Regions from separate parts of the Mus musculus genome. Here region 1 is linked to region 2. Evidence: chromatin loops called from intact Hi-C (ENCODE). Cell type or tissue: left cerebral cortex. All regions are shown on one strand. Each heading gives the region's core, and the rest is flanking DNA. Links, peaks and the distances in the headings are about the cores only. Region 1 overlaps Map7 (microtubule-associated protein 7). Region 2 has its middle 23 kb from the start of Map7.

Region 1 (5,377 bases), core at 243-5,242, 51 kb after region 2:
GAGGCAGGCGGATTTCTGAGTTCGAGGCCAGCCTGGTCTCCAGAGTGAGTTCCAGGACAGCCAGGGAAACACAGAGAAACCCTGTCTCGGGAAGAAAACAACAACAACAACAACAACAACAACAACAAAACAGAGAGAGAGAGAGGGAGAGGGAGAGAGAGAGAGAGAGAGAGAGGGAGAGAGAGGAGAGAAATGATTCTCATCATTTTCCAAATGCGTTTAATGGGTGAACCCGTCCTCTTGAAAGCAGAGCTTCGTAGTTCTTGGGCCACTGATTAAATGAATAAATGTACTTTTGTTTAGGCGTTGTTGCTCTTGGTTAGATTTATTTTGTAATAAAGATACATATGAAGAGCATATCCTCACACATGATAGAAGCCTTCAGTCCTTTTTTATGTGCAAACACTGGCGAGGAAAACTGAGGCTCACCTGTCTGTGGGTCAGGGAACTGGATTGGGTCTTAACACTTGATGGGGGAAACTAAGGAATTCACGTTTCTAGCAACTGTTGAATAATTTAGTGAAGCAGGCAGTTAATGCCCCACCTAGCCACATCATACTGGAATGGTTATTTGGGAAAAGATGGGGGAAAAAAAGAACAAAAATAAATCAATAAGATTGATGTTTGTAACAAGGTGATGCGCTACAGTCCAGTGGTAGCTTTTGTCTCCCAATTCCCGAATCTTAGTGTTTCTTCAATAAGAACACTTTGTTAGCTTTTATCTTACTTTACAGAAAAAAAGCATTATACACATTTTGCTTTTGTGTTAGAACAATGCCAGACTTTCACTTGGCTCAGGGTGTTAGTGTGGGCTCCATCCTGGTTCTATGAGGGCAAGCTGACCTTTCTAGAGGTGTGTCTTCCCAGGCTTCGTCTAAGATAAGAATGTGATTCTCCAGCCTTGTGGGGGAATTGCTCTCTGGAGCTCCCCCAGCCCAGGTTTCCTGTCCTCACCAGACAGATCCGCCTTCCCTCGGGCCGGCAGTTCCCCCTCCCGTAGCTCTTTGCTTACGTTTCATTTTTGCTTACGTTTCATACTTAATCTTTGATAGCTTGAAATTAAGAAGCACAACTTTCTCATCTGATCAAGTCAGATTGATTTTTTATTTTGTAAAGGAAAAAGTTAAACATGTGAAAATGATATACTAAGTATGTAAGAATAGATTGTGTCCTTTCCTCTGGAAGTTATAATAAGTTGCTTTAATTGAGATGGAGAAAGGTGTACATGGTTTTTAGGTTTTTTTCGAGACAGGGTTTCTCTGTGTAGCCCAGGCTGTCCTGGAACTCACTCTGTAGACCAGGCTGGCCTCGAACTCAGAAATCCGCCTGCCTCTGTCTCCCAAGTGCTGAGATTAAAGGCATGCGCCACCCTGCCCGGCTTTGTACATGAGAAACTTGAATTTCTTTTCTGTCTTTTGTTTTGGAGAAGTTGTTCTAGCTGTTTTAGAAAAAGATTAATTTGAGAGTTTTGCATTCAATTGTTTCTATTTTCATTAGCTTTCTTGTATCTCTGAAAGAGCCCGGACATTGTGTTCATTCTATCAGTGATAAACAGGGATTGAGTAGTCCTGCCTTAAGCCTCCTTCATACAATGTTGGGCCTCAGGAAGAGTTGAGGAATTGCAAGAATGAGACAGAGTTCCTGTGCACTTTTCTCTTAGATTCCGCCAATGTTAACTTTTTAAAAATTATTATAAAAATGTTTTGATTAAAAAAATCATACCCCAAATTAACTAGACCAAAAACTTAAACTTTAAAAAAAATTTTTTTTATAATTTTATGTATGGTGATGTTTTGCATGCGTATGTGTCTGCTTGAGGGGATCAAATCTCTCAGAACTAGAGTTGTGAGCTGCTCTGTGGGTTCTGGGCATTGAACTAAGCTCTCTGGAAGAGGAGCCAGTCTCTCAACTTCTGAGCCATCCATCTCTCCAACCCCACAATTTTAACTGTAAGATTTAATTGTCCTTAAAAAAAAAAAGATTTTATCATTTGGGTGTATTATATCTCAAATGCAAGAAAGTAGCTCAGTGCAGCACTGCTGTCTATGCCATTTGCCCAGTGGTGCACATCCAGGATGCTGCAGGGGACTGCCCCAGAGTCACCCTGTGTAGTTACTCACCTCTTGGAAGCATTTAGGCTAGTTTTTCTGTGGTAGCATCTCTGTTTTGGGTTTGGCTAATGGATGATTAAATCTAGGTTGTATGTTTTGGTCAGTAATGTCACAGAGGTGGTGGTTTTGCCTGTGTTATGTCAGGAGGCAGGATTTGTCCCAGCCCTGGTGACATAACCCTTTTCACCTAGTTAGGGCATATCACCTAGGTTTTGTTTTGTTTTTGTTTTATAATTCTTATTGTAGGAAGCTATTTTGAAACTTTGTACATGTGCTCACCCTCCTCGTATGCTTGCTTACCTGTGAGGTTTAGCTTCAATAGTTCCAAAGCAGTTACTGTTCTGTTAGATGCCAAGTAGATTTGCTAACCCACCCACCATGGCCTCTGCATTTCCCAGTTGGCTTTCTGCCTGCTTCCTTTCTCTCTTTATTTTTATCAGTGTGCACTGAAGATTTATTTTCTCCTCTTAGTTCTTTTTTGCTAATTATGTGATCGTCTACCAGGGTTCTCTCATTTGATCAGTGAGCCCCTTTCAAATTTTTATAGCTCAACAGGCAACCATGTCTACAACATGTAATTTGTAAGATTATAAATATAAAATTACAGTGCATCCTATAGAAATGAGATGCTTCTATACATACAGCTCAGTATCATGCAGCCACTAGGAAAGGAAGTCTTATTACACAGCAGATATCCAGATAGTAGATTTCAACATGCTGTTACATAAAGATTCTGGCTCTGTTTCATACACACGAATGCATATTCTGTAAGAGCATACACTAAAATGCTTGTGGTGTCTGTTCTGAAACTGAGACTGGGAGCTTTGTGCTTCTATTTTTGATACTACATTTATTACTAGATTTTTTTTTTTTTGAAGATAATAAGGCTGTTGCAATTTGGAGTAAAGCTTTTCCACACTGAGGCTCTTAGGGAAGATTAATGAATGTGTTTCTGGATTTGTAAAAGAGGGAAACCCTTTGCTGCTTTTCGAGGTCGGAGTCCTGCAGGGACTGCAGTGCCATAGCTTGGGCACTGGAAGCATCTGGAAGGCTTAACACAGCTGACGGAAGAGATGGTCAGGAAGAAAGTATCACGGAACGAACCATGAAGCACAGGATGGAGCCAGCAGCTTCTGTACAGAAAGGGAAATCTGGTGTTTGAAGAAATCACTGCATAGCCCGTTTGAAAGTAGGTCACAGTCCTCATTTCTGTTTCTGGGCTAACATGGGCCCAGCTGTCAGGCTCTGCCAACTAATCCTCCGAATCAGCAGAGTCCCCTCTGAAATACATCGTGATTAACCTGGAAGATCTGACCCCAAAGCGGAAAGCTCCGAGATATTATTACCTCTTAAAACCATGTAGACGCGGGTGAAGGACTGGAACTGTGGCAGGAAGTCTTCCATTGAAGGAAGCAGTTGACTCCCCGCAGTTACAACTTAATGCTCACTCCCTCCGCAGGTTGCTGTGCCTGGTTGTTCAGTAAGCTCTTTGGCTTCCAGCAAACAAAGTTTGAAATTTTTTCTTTTGTTTTTGAGATTATCATTACATTATTTTCCATCCCCTTTCCTCTCACCCGACCCTCCCACTTACCATTCTTTGCTTCAAATTCATGGCTGTTTTTTCATTAATTGTTGTTACATGAGTGTGATGTGTGTGTACCCAGATATAAGCTGCTAAGTTACTGCAGTGTAATTTTCCCTAGACCATTGTGAGGCCCTTAGAAAGTTGGTTATAGGTGACAGTAAGGAGAAGACTGAGGCATGATCAATCAACGACTTGGTAGAAAAATATCCTAAACTGCCCTGACTGTTTCATAGAAAGGCTAGCTTTAGTCACTACTGTGACGTACAGACATGAAGGAAATTGGGTTTTATAATTTGAAGTCTACATATAGGAGTCCAGAATAATGAGTGTGTAGAGTTCAAAACAACAAAACAAAGCCAGAAAACCCCAAGCAGGTCACAGCTCCTTTTCTAAAGAAAGCAATCATGGAGTTAGCCCTGGTGGCTCACACCTACAAACACAGCTCTCAGGAGTTCAAGGCCAGCCTCGGCTATGTAGCAAGCTGGACGCTAGGCTGCTCTACAAGAAGAGGAGGAGGCGCAGGGAAGAAGAGTTTGCATAGAGCACAGCAAACCTTTAAATGAATCCACAGATTTCTTCTATAGAACATAGCACATGGCATCATTGTCCGAAGCACTATAAATTTGGGACTAGCCAGGCAGCAGCATCCTTTCCCAGTTTGTAAATTGTGTCCTCTGGGAACCTCCTAAAGGAAAAGAGAAGACAACTACTGAGACAGAGTCCCTGCACAGCCATGGCCGCTGTGAGCGCAGCAGGAGGCCTTCCAGAGCCACCCTGACTTCTTGAACACAAAGGACAGAGAACTAGGAATCAAAGGGGTCCAAAGAAAGTGCTGTGTGTGCTCAGGGGTGCTTAAGATAAGGTCTAATCCTTGAGATTAGAAGCAATCTGGGTGGGGTCAAGAAAGAACAAACCATCTTGCAGGAACTGTCCGCTGCCTGGCTGGCTGGGCTCCCTTAGTTGTCAGTGGTACAGGTGTATAGGTTTTCTACATTCCTTTATGAAATGAACCTCTGTTCTTTTCCTTTTCTATAACTACAAGTAAAATATACATGGAATCTCTTAATATTTGCCTTCAAATAGTAATAACCAAACTCCTAAGGTTGGTTAAACATTCACATTCTACTAAACACCAAAGTCTAATCTGCATCATTGTGATAATTGTAACAAACTTAGTTAATTTTTCTTCTGTGAAATATTTTAAATTCTTATAAAAAATGCGAAGTGCAGCACCATTTTCAGATTGCTGGTTAGTTTTTTCAGATTGCTGGTTAGTTGTCAATTCAACACAAGCTAAAGTCATTTGGGAAGAGAAACCTTAATTGAGAAAGTGCCTCCATCATGGCCTGTATGCAAGTCTGATGTGGGAGGGCCCAGCCCACAGTGGGTGATTCTTGCCTAGTTTGTATAGAAAAGCAAGCTGAGAAGCAGTGTTGTCTAAGCTTCCGCTTCAGCGCCTGCCTCTAGGGTGATTGCTGCCCTGCTTGGTTTCTGTCTTAGCTTCCTTGGGGGGGGGGGGCGGGGGGTGGGGTGGGGGGTGGTGGTGACTGTGACTGGGATGTGCAAGCTAAGTAAAACCTCTCTTTCCCAAGTTGCTTTTGGTCATGGCCTTTATCACAGCAATGGAAAGCAAAGTAGGACAAAATTTAAGGGACTGACCAGTTCCCGTGATCTCAGTCAC
Region 2 (5,377 bases), core at 51-5,050:
CCAGCATGAGTCAGGCTAATAGGAAGTGAGGGCATCAGAAGTGACTTGTAAAGATTTGGGAACGAACTATGAGCAGTGATGGCAAGGGAGAGGATGGGATAAATGCTGAGCCTGGGTGGGTATGAGAAAAACTCAAAGGTAAAAACTCAGCCGGATGTTCTCGATACATTGAATTCAGAGCAGAGAGCCATGATAGCATTGTACAAAGAATATTGAAAATAGGCTAGGAAGTGTTTCAGTCAGTAAAGTGCCTGAGTTCAACTTCCAGAAAAACAAACAGAAACAAAGCCAAAAGCCAGGCATGGTGGTGTGCATGCTTGTAATCCCAGCACTGGGGAGGTAGAGACAGGCAGATCCTGGGGGCTTGCTGGCCAGCCATTGTAGAAGCAAGCTCTGGATGAAATGAGAGGCCCTGTCTCAAAAAAAAAGGTCAACACTGTCCTTCAGGTCAACCTTCAGGTTGGCCTCTAATCTCCATACTTCCTTACATGCATACCTATAAACACACACACAGCCGGGCCTGGTGGTGCACGCCTTTAATCCCAGCACTTGGGAGGCAGAGGCAGGCGGATTTCTGAGTTCAAGGCCAGCCTGGTCTACAGAGTGAGTTCCAGGATCGCCAGGGCTACCCAGAGAAACCCTGCCTCGAAAAACCAAACCAACACACACACACACACACACACACACACACACACACACACACACACACGACCAAAGAATGTATTGGAGAAGGTTGGCACTAAAGTCAGGAATATACATTCTACACTTGAGAGTCACCAAGGTGGAGAATCCCAAGAGACAAAGCAGAGATAGGAAAGATGTGGCTTAAACTCTGGAGAGTATGATGTCGGAGGAAACAGGAAGAAGAGAGATCTATATCAACAAAGGAGTCTGGGAAAGGAGTAGAACTCTAGTTAGTTGGGAGTGAACCAATAGAGAATAAGGCAGGATCCACTCCACAGGATATCTAGTGGTGTCCCCCATCATCCCAGCAATGGAGGTGGAGGCAGAAGACATCCAGGGGACAACTGATAGGAAAGCATGTAGCAACTTGATATTGTGACTTGGAAAGCTACTATAGATGAGCAAGAAAAACTGTACCTTACCCAATGGCCCTGGGTGGAGAGGTATCCAGGGGATGGGGAGAAAAGGAGGCAGGATGGGAACAGGGTGCCAGGGGCTCAGCTCTTCCCTTGGGAAGGGGAAGTAGGGGATCAGGAGAACTTTGTGTGAACTCAAAGCAGATGGCTTCTGTGTTCCTAGTAAAAAGTACAACCTAAAGGACAGTATGGTGGCATCTGACATTTAACAGATGTCATTCCCTCCCTGAATTAACCATCTCCTGTGTAGCAGACACTAGGAAACTAGGTTTGGAATGAGGAGTCTGTCCAAGGCCTTAGGTGCAGATGGGTGTCCTCCTTGGTGCATTTAACTTGGAACAACTGGAATACAAACAATCAAAAGAACAGGAGGGCAAGCGCACACTTGGGTCTACTACCGCCAAACACTCCTCAATGACTTCTCTTTTTGAGACAGGGTCTCACTATTTGGCCTTGGCTGGCTTCGAACTCCTGATGATCCTCCTGCTTTAGGGAGTAAGGTGGGATGGTGTATTGAGAATTTTGGGTTCTTAAAAATACCAGTTATGTGAATTTTCTTTTTTTAATCCCAGGTGTGGGATAAGAGGCTGCTTCACAGCAGGTGATTATGATCAGCCTCCAGCACTAGCAGGGGCGTGACTTTTGCCAGCTGCAGATAGCTTAATTCTGGGCACTCTGGAGGGGTATAAATGAGGGAGTCAGGAGCCATTTGTTGTTGGCTTTGCTATTGCTGGACTACAACTGGACTTGCCCCCAATCAACAGGGAGTGGCCTACGGAGGTCTAGGTCCCCTTTCTTTCCTCTCTCACCTTTCTCTCCTGAACTACTTAGGGTTGGAGGGTTGGAAGGGTGGAATAAAGGTCGAAAGAGCAGTAGATATAAAAACCCAATAAGATAGCTAAACAACACCAACAGAACAGAAACATCTAGTATGAATAATGTCTTGACTTGTGTACTTAACGCCAATCAGAAGCCTGGAAATAAATTACCTTCCTTTCCCAGGGGTCTGCCAAATAGTTGAACCAACTACACTCAACTAAGATTCTGCCGTTCGAGGAAAGCTGTCCTGAACTCTCCTGATTTCACAGTCAGACATCTTTCCTGGTGCTTGAGCTGAGGCCAACAACCTGGTCTCTGCTTACCCGGGACTAGAAGCATAGGTAGTAAGCTTGGTTTGCACATGATGTAGGACTATCTCACTGTTCAAAGCTCTGTTTGCCTCTTCCACTGTGGGCCTGGTGGTTTTACCAAGAAAGCCTGTAAATGAAGTGATACACTCCAATCCTGGGCTTAGAGTGACAGCTCTTGTAAATAAGGATTGTGTTCTGACACTTTTCTGTCTCCGGTACATTATGTGGGGTTTCAAAGGATAAAGAGCTCCTTTGGATCTGTTATGCACGTGCCTCTCTGTGTGAGCAGGCGGAATCAGCAGGCTGCTCTCTTCTTCAGTTTCCATTTCTGTAGGTTACTTAACCACCCCCTCAGCAGTTTGTTGCTTATCGTTTATTTTGCCCGCTCCGGCAGAAAATGTGTTTCTCAGTCGCTAATGTTTCTTTTTAAAGCTGCCTACCCCACGCCTCTGGTCCCTCTGAACAAGATAGTCACAAGACAGTTTACTAATCGGAAACGAAGAAAAAGAAACGCCACGCCAGTCACTAGAGGATTCACTAACGTGCGTGCTGGACCATCAGACACGGAAAAGCTAGGGTCACCGGCGAAGGTTTCCCAAAACACAGGCGGAGTTGGGATCGCGGCGCGGAGCTCAGCCGGTGTACTTCAGCTCTCCACGTGGCATCGGCTCCTTGGGCGACTGTCGCCACGAACTCCAGTCCGCACGGTGACCTGGCGGCTTCAGAGTTCAAAGGGGAACAGAGCGCTCGAACGCCGCCGCCGCCGCCGCACCGGGGCTGCGGGTGGCCGCTCGTCGCGCTCGCTCGCTCGGGCGCGGCGGTGGCTAGGACCCGCCGCCTGGGACACTAGCTCCGACCTCGTCCGTCGGGGCGCCTGCGACGCCGCACCTGCCCGCCAGGGGGCGCGCCGAGCCCCGGCGGCGTCGGGCCAGCGCTCGCCGTCCCCGCCCCACGCCCGCGCAGGCCGCCGCTCACCTGTCTGGGCCGCGGGCCCCGGGGGCGGGGGCCCGGCGGGAGCGAAGCCGAGGGAGAGAGGGCGGAGCGGCTCTCCCGGCGCGTCATCGGAGCACCATGGCGGAGCAGGGAGCTGGCGGCGACGGCCACAGGGGCGGCGACGGCGCTACGCACAGCGACCCAGGTGACGGCGCGATCCGGACGGGAGGGGGGTCGCGGGGGTCGCGGGAGTGGGTGGGGGTCGCGATCCCCGGAGCCAGCGACCCCTCGGGGTCCGCGCTACTGTCGACCGCCGAGCGCCCGCGGGCCACAACAGGTGGAAGCAGGCCTGGGCGCGCGGGAGGGAGGTCGGGGGCGCGCGGGGTGGTCGGGGGCGCGCCGGGGAGGTCGGGGAACCGTGAGAATCTGAGCCGCCGAGCGGCTGGGGCGCGCCGGGGGCTGTCGGGGGTCCCGGGAAGAGTGAGAGTCTGAGCCTCCGAGCGGCGGGGGCGCCCAGGGCGGCCAGGGGAGCGGGGCGGACGAGCGGGGCCCGAGCCGAGGCGCCCGGCGGATGGCTGAGCGGTGAGCGGCTGACCGGCTCCGGACCTCGGCACTCGGCCTTCACTCAGAGCACGGAGCCCGACTCTTCCTGTGGCTCTAAAGCCAGAGCTGGAGCCTTGGCTCTGCCTCCGGGGCTCGCTGTTGACAATCTGCCTCCAGCACAGCCACCGGGGACACGCAGGGACATAGCTCACAGCCTCGGAAGGTCTTCGCACTCGTATCCATCTCGCCTTAACATGAAGCCAAGTCCCCCCACACCCCCTCGTGATTTTGTTCTTCGTTGTCCGGAACTGTATTGCGCATCATACCCTCCCTCTTAACCCCCTGTTCTAATCCTTGGCCAAGTAAGCCGTTCTCGTACCTTCCTACCCTTGGCGTGGGGGCGGGAGGCGCCTTGTTATTTTAAAGAAATGTTAAGTTGCAGACCCCGCAGTTGCAAGCTGTTACTGCTTCTGTACACCCACAACCAGAAGTGATTGTTTTCTAAATGCAAAACTCGCTCCACCTCCCACCCCCACCACAACATTTAGAGGGCGTGCTTATTTTTAACACGCAAGACCCGTAGAGCTTAGTGTTTTCCAGTATGTATCTGCGAATGTACCTAAACTCTAACGATTTCCACCTGAGGTTAAGATTGACAGTGTCCTGAATTTATTTCCATGTCCCGCTACATCCTGAAAGGTGGTTGATTTTTGTCTTCTGCGTTTGAAAGATCGGTGATCGTTATTTTGGTCTGGGTGTAGAGGCGATGCCTGAGTAATTGTTTAGGGAGCTTAATGAGCTGGAAGCTCTACCGGCTGCCCAGCCCAGGGCATTCTTAGTTGTGAATAAGACACAGATAAGTAACAGCTTCTGGAGGTAAAAAGTTAGTGATTTAATAGGCATTGGTTTGTCCTTGAATGCTTTGTAGATCTGCATTGGTACTTGTTCAGACATAAACGAACTTGCAACTGGAGTATATCCCGTGCCCGATCGTGTTAAGGAATGAACGATTCATGTGTCTTAACTGGATGCAAAATCAACCATGTGTTCTTAAGTCTTCTTAAATTTTATATTTATTTACTTTGTTGTGTGTGTGTGTGTGTGTATGGGTGTGTGTGTGTGCGTTGTATGCGTGTGGGAGATCAGAAGGTAACTTGTTAAGAGTGGATTCTCAGACCGAAACTTAGGTTTGGCAACAAGTGCCTTTACCTAAACATTAACTCATCCACCAGCCTGAAATACGCTCTTCATTAATAGTAGAATTTATTGGCTATTACATTTCCTCCACATCTTTGCCTTGAAATTTAAAGTTCAAATAAACATGTTTCATATATGACCAACACATAAATACATAGGTGTGTGTATATTATATATTTCTGGTCATGTATTTTCCCCCATTTTTCTATTTTTGCTTTTAGTATTCAACAACACCTGTGCCGGTGGATGCTAAAGAAAGGAAATGTAAAGTGTGCTTTTGGTTTAGTTTGGTTTTTTTGAGACAGTCTCCATATTTAGGTACATACTAGGCTTTAACTCTGATTTATCCCAGACTTCACCTCAAACTCAAAATTCTTCTACCTCTAGTGGAAATACCAGTAGAGTAAGCCATTATGCTTGGCTCTTAGCATATTTTAACTACATTTATTTTGTGTATTTGTGTGGGGGGAGCTG

The links. A loop is a pair of places that touch in the nucleus more often than their neighbours do. Peaks named below come from ENCODE experiments on the same cell type or tissue, not always from the same donor. Only the 100,000 strongest peaks of a DNase experiment are listed, where the experiment ranks them.
Region 1: a loop joins it to region 2, with 4 times the contacts of the local background. A loop is called at or near these places in 1 of 42 quality-filtered maps.

Annotation. Positions count from the first base shown.
Region 1 is chr10:20,196,302-20,201,678 of GRCm38, forward strand. All of the region lies in intron 1 of Map7 (microtubule-associated protein 7), which reads left to right. 4930405J17Rik (RIKEN cDNA 4930405J17 gene) reads right to left here. Exons shown (of 3, transcript NR_045350.1): 1 at 5,356-5,377; 2 at 4,250-4,381; 3 at 2,946-3,244. Among named protein-coding and RNA genes, the nearest start is that of 4930405J17Rik, 2.9 kb to the right of the region's middle. In left cerebral cortex, for the core only: no CTCF peak of the experiment used is centred there; DNase peaks (open chromatin) are centred at 2,537, 2,912, 3,251 and 5,092; H3K27ac peaks cover 2,672 bases.
Region 2 is chr10:20,145,713-20,151,089 of GRCm38, forward strand. It overlaps a transcript of Map7 not described here. Among named protein-coding and RNA genes, the nearest start is that of Map7, 23 kb to the right of the region's middle. In left cerebral cortex, for the core only: a CTCF peak has its summit at 3,088 (motif pointing right); DNase peaks (open chromatin) are centred at 2,546, 3,220 and 4,108; H3K4me3 peaks cover 2,142 bases; H3K27ac peaks cover 2,173 bases.